Regions from separate parts of the Homo sapiens genome. Here region 2 is linked to region 1. The links are chromatin loops, found by intact Hi-C in ENCODE. Cell type or tissue: endothelial cell of umbilical vein. All regions are shown on one strand. Links, peaks and the distances in the headings refer to the core of each region. The heading gives the core; the rest is flanking DNA.

What was found. Hi-C counts contacts between places; a loop is a spot of excess contacts. Peaks named below come from ENCODE experiments on the same cell type or tissue, not always from the same donor. Only the 100,000 strongest peaks of a DNase experiment are listed, where the experiment ranks them.
Region 2: it touches region 1 in a loop (20-fold over the local background); 3 of 110 quality-filtered maps call a loop at or near these places.

Annotation. Positions count from the first base shown.
Region 1 is chr19:6,514,869-6,520,239 of GRCh38, reverse strand. No RefSeq gene overlaps it. Among named protein-coding and RNA genes, the nearest start is that of TNFSF9, 13 kb to the left of the region's middle. RefSeq lists enhancers at 1,997-2,126, 2,177-2,226, 3,568-4,108 and a silencer at 3,537-3,706. In endothelial cell of umbilical vein, for the core only: a CTCF peak has its summit at 3,210 (motif pointing left); DNase peaks (open chromatin) are centred at 719, 3,189 and 3,999; H3K4me3 peaks cover 839 bases; H3K27ac peaks cover 708 bases.
Region 2 is chr19:6,122,796-6,128,166 of GRCh38, reverse strand. LOC105372255 (a long non-coding RNA gene) reads left to right here. Exons shown (of 4, transcript NR_187772.1): 4 at 186-2,741. Among named protein-coding and RNA genes, the nearest start is that of ACSBG2, 10 kb to the left of the region's middle. RefSeq lists a silencer at 2,335-2,629. In endothelial cell of umbilical vein, for the core only: CTCF peaks have their summits at 1,647 (motif pointing left), 2,244 and 2,443 (motif pointing right); DNase peaks (open chromatin) are centred at 1,656 and 2,466.

The sequences.
Region 1 (5,371 bases), core at 179-5,178:
ATCATTGCTGCCAGTGGGCTGAGAGTGTGGTGCCTCCACGTGACTGTGTACATGGGTTGATCTTGTTTGGGCAAAAAGGAAGGCATGGCCGGGGGCTCACACCTGTAATCCCAGCACTTTGGGAGGCTGAGGGGGGCGAATCACTTGAGCTCAGGAGTTCAAAACTAGCCTGGGCAATATAGTGAGACCCCGTCTCTACTAAAAATACAAAAATTAGCCAGGCGTGGTGGTCCACACCTGTAATGCCAGTTACTCGGGAGTCTGAGGCAGGAGAATCCCTTAAACCCGGAAGGTGGAAGTTGCAGTGAGCTGAGGTCACGCCATTGCACTCCAGCCTGGGTGACAGGGCAAGACTTGTCTAAAAAAAAAAAAGGCCAGGTGCAGTGGGTCATGCCAGCCTGGCTAACATGGTGAAACCTTGTCTCTACTAAAAATACAACAAAAATTAGCTGGGCATGGTGGTGGGCGCCTGTAATCCCAGCTACACGGAAGGCTGAGGCACGAGAATCGCTTGAACCCGGGAGGCAGAGGTTGCAGTGAGCTGAGATCATGCCACTGCACTCCAGCCTGGGTGACAGAGAGAGACTCAGTCTCAAAACAAAACAAAATAAACAAAAAAACAAAAATAAATAAATAAAAACAAGGGGCAGGCAGGAATATGTGGTGCAAAATTGTTGAAGATGAAAATAACTGCATTGGTCATCAGAAGGAAAACTGCCAGGTTATTACTCACAGAATCGGTTTAAAAATTAAAAACATGTCTGAGTCATCTCTTGACAGAGATCTCCAAGGGCTAAGAGAACAAGGCACTCAGACTTTGCCTCCTCTACTCTTTCAAAGATTAAGGTTTTTAGTGTGAAATGGGCCTTACCCATCAGGTTGAGTCTCTGTCCTGTTTGAACTTTAGGTTGAAAATTTGGCGTGATTATTCTATGTAATTGCTTTTTTGGGCAGATGGTTTACAAAACCTTTAAAGGGGGCTAGGCGGCCGGGTGCGGTGCTTCACACCTGTAATCCCAGCACTTTGGGAGGCGGGGGCGGGCAGATACGAAGTCAAGAGATCGAGACCATCCTGGCCAACATAATGAAACCCCGTCTCCACTAAAAATACAAAAATTAGCTGGGCGTGGTGTCGGGCCCCTGTAGTCCCAGCTACTCGGGAGGCTGCGGCAGGAGAATCGCTTAAACCGGGGAGGTGGAGGTTGCAGTGAGCCGAGATCACACCACTGCCCTCCAGCCTGACAACAGAGTGAGACTCCATCTCAAAAAAAAAAAAAAAAAAAAAGAGGCTGGGCATGGTGGCTCACGCCTGTAATCCCTGCACTTTGGGAGGTCCAGGCAGGTGGATCACGAGGTCAGGAGTTCGAAACCAGCCTGGCCAACATGGGGAAACCCCATCTCGACTAAAAATACAAAAATTAGTCAGGTGTGGTGGCGCATGCCTGTAATCCCAGCTACTCAGGAGGCTGAGGCAGGAGAATCACTTGAACCCAGGAGGCAGAGGCTGCAGTGAGCCGAGATCATCATGCCACTGCACTCCAGCCTAGGCAACAGAGTGAGATTCTGTCTCGGGGGAACAAAAAAAAACCTTTAAAAGAATAACCAAGTGAGGAAAAAAAGAAACGAAAGCAAGGTGCAGGCTGCTATGTGCAGAATGCACGCTTTGGGTTTCAGAGCAGAAATAGGTTTGTATAAAACATTTCAGAAAGATGTGCAAAAATTGAGGGTATTGGGGTGAGAAGATGTGGATGTTTCATGGTGTATGATTTTGCATGCTTGCATTTTCCATGGGTTCGTTTTGTTTGCTTTGTTTTATTCTTTTTGTTTTAACATTAAGCACAGAATCGTGGCCAGCTTTCACACACGCAGAAAGAAACCAGTGGCCAGAGCCACTTGGAGGAAGGAAACTTTTTGTACCTAGTGACATCAAAGGCAGGAAATGGTGTTTCCCTGTTGAGGGCAGTGGAAGGAGGAGTCAGGGTTGGGGAAGACCCAGGCAGACTTGGGGCAGACCCAGCGACCCCTTCCAAGAGCATGAAGAGGCAGCTCACGGTGCTGGGAAGTCAACCCGCTTTGGAAAGGGAATCCCAGCAGGGTAACTACCTGGAAAGGACTTTCCAACTCCCCTGGGGGAGGGACACAAGTAGACACACACAGACACCAGAACACAAAGGGCACACCCATTCTGGACATATACAATCACACAAAACAAGACAGACATACAGACACACCATGCAGACATACACACAATCACACACACACACACACACCTGGACACACAATCATAGATACACAACAACCATCAAAGCTAGCCACAGACCGGGTGCAGTGTCTCACGCCTGTAATCCCAGCACCTTGGGATGCCAAGGCAGTCAGATCACTTGAGGTCAGGAGTCCGAGACCAACCTGGCCAACATGGTGAAACCCTGTCTCTACCAAAAATACAAAAAAAAAAAAAAAAAAAAAATAGCCGGGCGTGGTGGTGAGTGCCTGTAGTCCCAGCTACTAAGGAGGCTGAGATGGGAGACTCGCTTGAACCCGGGAGGCAGAGGTTGCAGTGAGCCAAGATGGCGCCGCTGTACTCCAGCCTGGATGACAGAGTAAGATTCTGCCTCAAAAAAAAAAAAAAAGCTAGCAACAGACACACACAAGGACACAAGAGACATATATTCAGGGCATATAACCAAACACACCGAGACTAGAACACACCAACACAGACACACCATCACACACATACCAAAACAGACATGGAGGTACACAACACACACGTACACGGTTACACACTGAGACAGACACCCAAAGACACAATCGTAGATACACATACATGGCAGGCACCATGGCTAGTCATAGACATAACGCAAGAACACACGTTATGGGCATGCACAATCACACACACAGAGGTCCAGGTCCAATCCTACGACCATCCAAGGTCTGCCCCGCTCCCAGAGGAGTCCCCAGGGACTACCCCTCAGAACACCCAAGTTCCACCCTGTACCCACAGAGGACCACCCAAGATCCACTCCCGCCAGGGAACCCAGGACTCACCCCTCAGACCACCTAGGATCCATCCCCCAAGAGGAAACTCAGGCCCTTCCCTCTGGGGACCTCCCCCTCCCTCCCCTGAGGAACAATCACTCTGGGCCCCTTTTCTCCGCAGCGATACCCAGCTTGGGCAGCGGGCGCCCCCTGGTGGACCTGGAGCCCCAGTCCAGGACTGCACGGAGCTGGGGCCCAGGAGCCAAGGCGCGCGGGGAGTTCCGGTGCTCTAGGACTTGGGAGCATTCACGGCAGAACCGGGGAAGGAAAGAGCGTGGAGACGCGGGAAGGGGAGATGGGAGGCCGGAACTGGATCGGGCAGGGCATTAAGCGCGGGAACAGAACGTCGGAAGCAGGAATGGGTTGGAGGCGGTTGGACCGAAGACCTCCTACTCCCGCACCCCAGCCAGCCCCGCGTCTCCACCCGGCAGGTGCGGCTCCTGGACCGCGGAAGACCCCGGAGGCGGATTCCCAACGAGGCACAGCGAGGGCAGGGTCGGGGAGGTTAGAGTGCTGAGGGTGGGAGGTCTTCGGTCCCACGGCCGAAGCTCGCCTAGTCATGGCTCTCAGCCTGGAAGTAACGCCAAGAAATCGCCCGAGACTGGGAATGCCCAGCGCTCAGCCTGGATGATCACCAGCACCAACGTGGCTTTGGCTCGCGGGTTCAAGAGAAAGATGGGCCCGCCCCTTCCACGACTGATCCTGTCAGTCTACCGAAGCCCCATTCCGCTGTCATCCGCCTCCCACCTCCCTAGCTTCTCCCCAGGCCCCGCCCTCGTACCCATCCGTTTGCCTCTCAGGCTCTGCCCACTCCTCAGTCCTTCCCACTTTCCTGTCATTCTCTCGAGGACCGTCCGCTTCCCCAGCAGACTCCCAGGCCCAGCCCACTCCTCAGTTCCCCTACCCCACGGTCATTCTCCCTAGACTCCGCCCACTTCATAGTTATTTGTCTCCCAGCCCTTGCTAACTCCTTAGTCCCTCCCACTTCCCTGTCATTCTCCCCAGGCCCCGCCCACTTCCCCTGCTGTCCGCTCCAGGCCCTTCCCACGCCACAGTTCCTCCCAATATTATCTCCAGGCCCCGCCCACTTCCCCTGTTATCAGCCTCCCAGACCCTGCCCACTCCTCAGTCCCTCACACCTCCCTGTCATTCTCCCAGGCCCCGCCCATTTCCCAATCATTAGTGACCTGGGAATAGGGCCTGGAGACTCTTCGTGCCCCACTCTGTTTTCTGCTTTTTTTTTTTTTTTTTTTTTTGGAGACGGAGTTTTGCTCTTGTCGTCCAGGCTGCAGTGCAATGGTGCGATCTCGGCTCACTGCAACCTCCGACTCCCGGGTTCAAGTGATCCTCCTGCCTCAGGCTCCCGAGTAGCTGGGATTACAGACATGCACCACCACGCCCGTCTAATTTTTTTTTTTTATTGTATTATTAGTAAGGACAGGGTTTCACCATGTTGGTCAGGCTGGTCTCGAACTCCTGACCTCAGGTGATTCACTCACCTTGGCCTCCCAAAGTTGTGGGATTACAGGTGTGAGCCACCGCGCCTGGCACTTTTCTGCTTTTCTTAGTCCATACCACCCTCTCCTCAGGCTCGGCACCTCTCCCCCTTTGAGGGTTTGTCCTGTCTCAACCCCTAGCCCCTTTTCTGGGTTCTGCCCTTCCGGAGTCCTGCACCCTCTTCCCACTCCAGGTTTTCAAGCCATGCTCATCCCTCACCAATTTCGCTGGGACTTGCAGCCGCCCTTTGATTCCTTTAGGCCTTGCCCCATTCGTTCTGCCCTCCAAACATGCAGGCTCTGCCCTCACCCATAATCCGCATGTACATCCACCAAGACCCCACCCCAGACCTGCCACGCCCCTGGTGTGGGGTGGGGGCTGTGTCTTAAATCACTAACAGGAGCTACGGAGGCCTTGGTTTCTCCACCCCACCCTTCCTCCATGAGGCCTGGTCTGAGTGGGTGAACCCATCCCAAAGCCCTCTGCTCCCCTGACGTGGAAAAGGTCACCACGTGGGGTGATGGCCCCACCCCAGCAGGAATCCTTTCTCAGCACCAGTGGCCTGGGGACTGGCACAGGATGCCCCCCAGCCACTCCACTGTCACCAGAACTCCGGCACCACCAAGATGTTGGATGCGGCTGGACACAGTGGCTCACGCCTGTAATCCAAGCACTTTTGGAGGCCGAGGCGGGTGGATCACCTGAGGTCAGGAGTTCCAGACCAGCCTGGCTAACGTGGTGAAAACTGTCTCTACTAGAACTACAAAAAAGTTAGCTGGCCGTGGTGGCACATGCCTGTAATCCCAGCTACTCAGGAGGCTGAGGCAGAAGAATCGCT
Region 2 (5,371 bases), core at 256-5,255, 390 kb after region 1:
TACAGCTGTAAAAAAGAATTAGATGACATATCTATAATATATCCCTCATAGATAACATAGCTACGATATAGCCCTTTCTCATTCTTTTTCACAGCTGTATAGTATTCCAGCATGCAAGAAATTACTCAAAAACTTAGCAGCTTAAAACATTGATAATCACTCATCATCTCTCGTGGTTTTTGTAGGTCAGAAATTCAGACAGGGCACATCTGGGACAGCTTGAAGTCATGATGTGCTGGAGCTGGCATGTATCAACCGCATGAGTCAGAGCCAATTGCATGCATCTCTTCTCAGCTTCACATTCAGTGGTATCACATCTGTACCTTGAAATCAGCCACAGTGGGAGTATTTACACCACAGGAATTGGCAAACACTGCAAATCAGCGCCCCATGCCACTCAAGAGCCAGTTATTAAATATTTATCAGAACATAACTGCTTTAAAGAATTATTTAAAATTCTCAACAATATAAAGGGACATTTTATTATTAAATCCTTAGGGATGGTCCCACCAAAATCCCATATACAGTAATATTAGCAGACTCCAAATGTACTTAGATTTGCTAAAATTCTCAAATGCATTTTTTTTTTAGAGACAGAATCTCACTCCATTGCCCAGGCCCAGTGGTGTGATCATAGCTCAGTGTAGCCTTGAATTCCTGGGCTCAAGCAATCCTCCCACCTCAGCCTCCTGAGTAGCTAGAACTACAGGTGTGCACCACCATGCGGGGCTTATTATTTTATTTTTTTGTAGAGGTAGAGTTGTCCAGCCTGGTCTGGAACTCCTGGCCTCAAGTGAGCCTCCTGCCTCAGCCTCCAAAGTGTTGAGATTGCAGCCATGAACCATGACAGCCAGCCTCAAATGCTTTTCCAATAACACACAGACACAAGCCCTGAAATTTATATCATTGAGTTACTGAATACATATATGTGCCTGGATTTCCCTAGCAAAAATTGGGAAGAAAACATTTACTTTCCTTTTCCAGGCAGGGTGAGTTAAATGGTATGTCTGCAGCTGCGTTGCCAGGGGTCCGTGGCTTTTCAAAAGTGGGTGTCCCTACTGGCAAAAGTGGATACGGGGGTCTGCATGTTCCGTGGCAGCTTCCAGGAAGAATGAGAAGTGGATAAGAGTGGATGGTGCAGGTCTAGAAGCAAGAAAGGTCTGAACTAAATTGGTTGTCACTTGCTGTATAAGTGAGCCAAAGACAGTGTCTTTCTATCAGCCCTATCTCATTTATTTCTTTACAGCAGGCAGGCAGGGACCTCTCAGCTCAAAGCCCACCAGCACCAAGCTCAAATTCTCACACAATCCATTGCTATAAATATTGCACAAATAAGCATATGTTTAGTCATTTAGAGCCCACCTGCTTTGCATACCCCATAAAATTGCACCCAACAACACCTATTAATCACAGAGAAGAAAAATCTTACAGCCATAAGAAACCCCAAATTATTGTTGCCTTTCAGAGTTCTATGATGCAGACTCTCCCCACCTTGCTACTCAATGACATCACCTAGACACTTAAGCCCTGCCTCTAACTCTCCTCTGTCCCAGGAGTTCCTCTGGAAGGAGTCCTGCTGGAAGGGACATTCCCCGCATGCAAACCTATCTAAGTGCCGTGCAGTAAAGCTTGTTATGCAATACTGCCATCTTATGGTCCTGTTTTGTTTTGTTTTTTTTGAGCTGCCCCATCAGGAATCAATGATGTCATAAGTCATGGCTCCTGAAATTGCAATTTTCTTGTGTGTGTGTGTGTGTGTGTGTAAGCAAAATTAGGCCAGGCATGGTGGCTCACACCTGTAATTCCAGCATTTTGGAAGGCCAACACGGGGGGATCGCTTGAGGTCAAGAGTTTGAGGCCAGCCTGAGCAACATAGTGAGACCTCATCTCTCCTAAAAATTTGAAAATTAACGCGATGTGGTGACACGTACCTGTAGTCCCAGCTACTTGGGAGGCTGAAGCGGGAAGATTGTTTGATCCCAGGAGTTTGAGGTTGCAGTGAGCTGTGATTGCACCACTGCACTCTAGCCTGGGCAACAGAGAGAGACCCTATCTCAGTTTAAAAAATAAAATACAATAAGTTTTAACGAATTAATTTTTGTTATGTCTTGTGGTCTTTAAATGACACACATTTGACAGAATGCAGTGGACATTGACAGTACCAAGTAACACTGCTATGGCCGAGAACAGGAGTGGCCAGGTGGCATCTGAAAAGCTCTAGTTCCTTGGTGTGTCATCTACAGCCATGAGCAGCCTCATCCAAGGCTCCTGTCGGGGTGGCCAGTATGGAGTGAGGTCTGGAGGTGTGTCTTTGATCCCTACGTCTGACACTCGCTGTCCACCACGAACATCCTGTGTCACTGTGGATCCAGGTACTGGAAGATACTGAAGGAGTCCATGTTCCAGGTGCCAAGGTAAGGCCATGAAGCCAAGGTGCAGTTCTTGGAGAAGACCAGAAGGGGGCTCCTGGTAGCTGCAGCTCCAGATAAAGCCTCCAAGTCCCCATCTTCACGTGTATCAGATTCTTCTGTCAATTTGCAGCTGGTATGCTCTTTTAGCAGGGATCAAGCCAGCAACTGGATGACTCCTCCAACAATGCATGCAAATTAGAGCATCATTATCATTTGAAGTGCCTGATGGGAAAACACTCAACTGGATTCAAAAAGCCATTTACATCATTACAACAATTTTTGAAACTTATATTTGTTAATGAATAAAGAAGTTGGGGTCCTTAGACATAATTTCACCTGTTATAATTTTTTAAAGGCTTGTAGAAAATGGTTTGAAGTTTCTTACCACTTGCTTGTGCACGTGACGTTTCTTGCCAATTGTGTCTATTAAAAATTTGAGGGGCCGGGCACAGTGGCTCATGCCTGTAATCCCAACACTTTGGGAGGCCGAGGTAGGCAGATCACCCAAGGTCAGGAGTTCAAGACCAACATGGCGAACATGGTGAAACCCTGTCTCTACTAAAAATACAAAAATTAGACGGGAGTGGTGATGGATGCCTGTAATCCCAGCTACTCGGTAGGCTGAAGCAGGAGAATCACTTGAAACTGGGAGGCAGAGGTTGCAGTGAGCCAAGATCTCACCACTGCACTCCAGCCTGGAAGACAGAGCAAGACTCTGTCTCAAAAAAAATTTTTTTTAAAAAATATTAGAAGCAAACCAAATGTCTGTCAACAAAAGAATAAACCTATAAATAGTGATATATTTTTATAATGAAATACCACTCAGATTTTTTTTAAAAGAATGAACAACTGATGCATTCAACAATATGAATGAACTTCACAGATATAATATGCTAAAGAAGCCAGAAAAGGCCAGGCGCGGTGGCTGACGCCTGTAATCCCAGCACTTTGGGAGGTTGAGGCAGGTGGATCACTTGAGGTCAGGAGTTCAAGACAAGCCTTGCCAACATGGTGAAACTCCATCTCTACTAAAAATACAAAAAATTAGCTGGGCATGGTGGTGTGCACCTGTAGTCCCAGCTACTTGGGAGGCTGAGGCAGGAGAATCGCTTGAACCAGGAGATGGTGATTGCAGTGAGCCAAGATCGCGCCCCTGCACTCCAGCCTGGGTGACTTGTCTAAAAAATTAAAATAAAAGAGTAAGCAAAATACACGTGGTGGTAGAAGTCAGAAAAATGGGGTAGAGGTATTAACTGGAAAAGGACAAGAGAGAACCTTCTGGGGAGAAGGAAATGTTCCATACCTTGATCCAGGTGCTGGTGGTAAGGATTCACACACACACACACACACACACACACACACACACACACACACACACACACGTAAAAAGTCACACATATGTAAACAATTAAGAATTATGCACTTTGACATCTGTAAGTTACATCTCAATTTGTTTTTGTTTTGTTTTGTTTTGAGACAGGGTGTCACTCTGTTGTTTAGAATGGAGTGCAGTGGCACAATTGTCGTTCACTACAGCCTCAACCTCCCTCAGCTCAGGTGATCCTCCCACCTCAGCCTCCCAAAGTCTGGGATTACGGGCATGAGCCACAGTGCCCAGCCTCCTGTGTCTATTAAAACAGTCATAATAATAAAAGCGGTACAGTTCACACAGTGATGTCCTTAAAATAATGCAGATGAAGCCAATGTCGTTTATAAAGATGGGAACTAGTCGCAAAGCCCCCACTGTCCCTTTCGTTAGATTGCCTTGCCAAGTTGTAAGGTAAATCTTTGTATCAATCCTGAAAAGTTGGTAACATTCAGGCACAGAACCTAGACCAGTCAACGCACTATGTTACCGTTACAGCTTAGTCGTAATTAAGCTAAACATTGAACATTCTCTTTTTTGAGTTCTTATTATTTTGAGACAGGGTCTTGCTCTGTTGCCTATCATACAATGGCCCAATCTCCGCTCACTACAATCTCAACCTCCCCAGGCTCAAGCAATTCTTTCACCTCAGCCTCCCAGATAGCTGAGACTATAGGTCCGCATCGCCATGCCCAGTTGATTTGATTGATTGATTGATTGATTGATTGATTGATTGAGATGGAATCTTGCTGTGTCACCCAGGCTGGAGAGCAGTGGTGCAATCTCAGTGCACTGCAACCTCTGCCTCCTGGATTCAAGCGATTCTCCTGCCGCAGCCTCCCGAGTAGCTGGGATTACAGGCGCCTGCCAGCACGCCTGGCTAATTTTTGTATTTTTAGTAGAGACAGGGTTTCACCATGTTGGCCAGGCTGGTCTCAAACTCCTGGCCTCAAGTGATCCACCCGCCTCAGCCTCCCAAAGTACTGGGATTACAAGTGTGAGCCACTGTGCCCAGCCTGATTTTATTTATGTTTTTGTAGAGATGAAGTCTCGCTTTGTTGGCCAGACTGGTCTCAAACTCCTGGCCTCAAACGATCGTCCTGCCTTGGTCTCCCAGAGTGCGGGTATTACAGGCAGGAGCCACTGTGCCCGCCCAGAATTGAACATTTTTATCTCTATTTTCATAAAGAAGGCAGCTAGTATGCTTGACAGCTTCTGTTACTGAAATTTTTTGTTTCTCTGTTTTTTATAAACCTCTTTCCTTCTCATTCCTCACCGTTTTTTTTTTTTTTTTTTTTTTTTTTCCTGAGACAGGATCTTGCTCTGTCGCCCAGGCTTGAGTGCACTGGCACGATCTCAGCTCACTGCAGCCTCCACCTCCCGAGTTCAAGAGATTTTTGTGCCTCAGCCTCCCGAGTAGATGGGATTAACAGGCGCCGCCACCACACGGGCTAATTTTTTTTTTTTTTTTTGAGATGGAGTCTCACTCTGCTGCCCAGGCTGGAGTGCAGTGGCGCCATCTCAGCTCACTGCAAGCTCTGCCTCCCGGGTTCACGCCATTCTCCTGCCTCAGCCTCCAGAGTAACTGGGACTA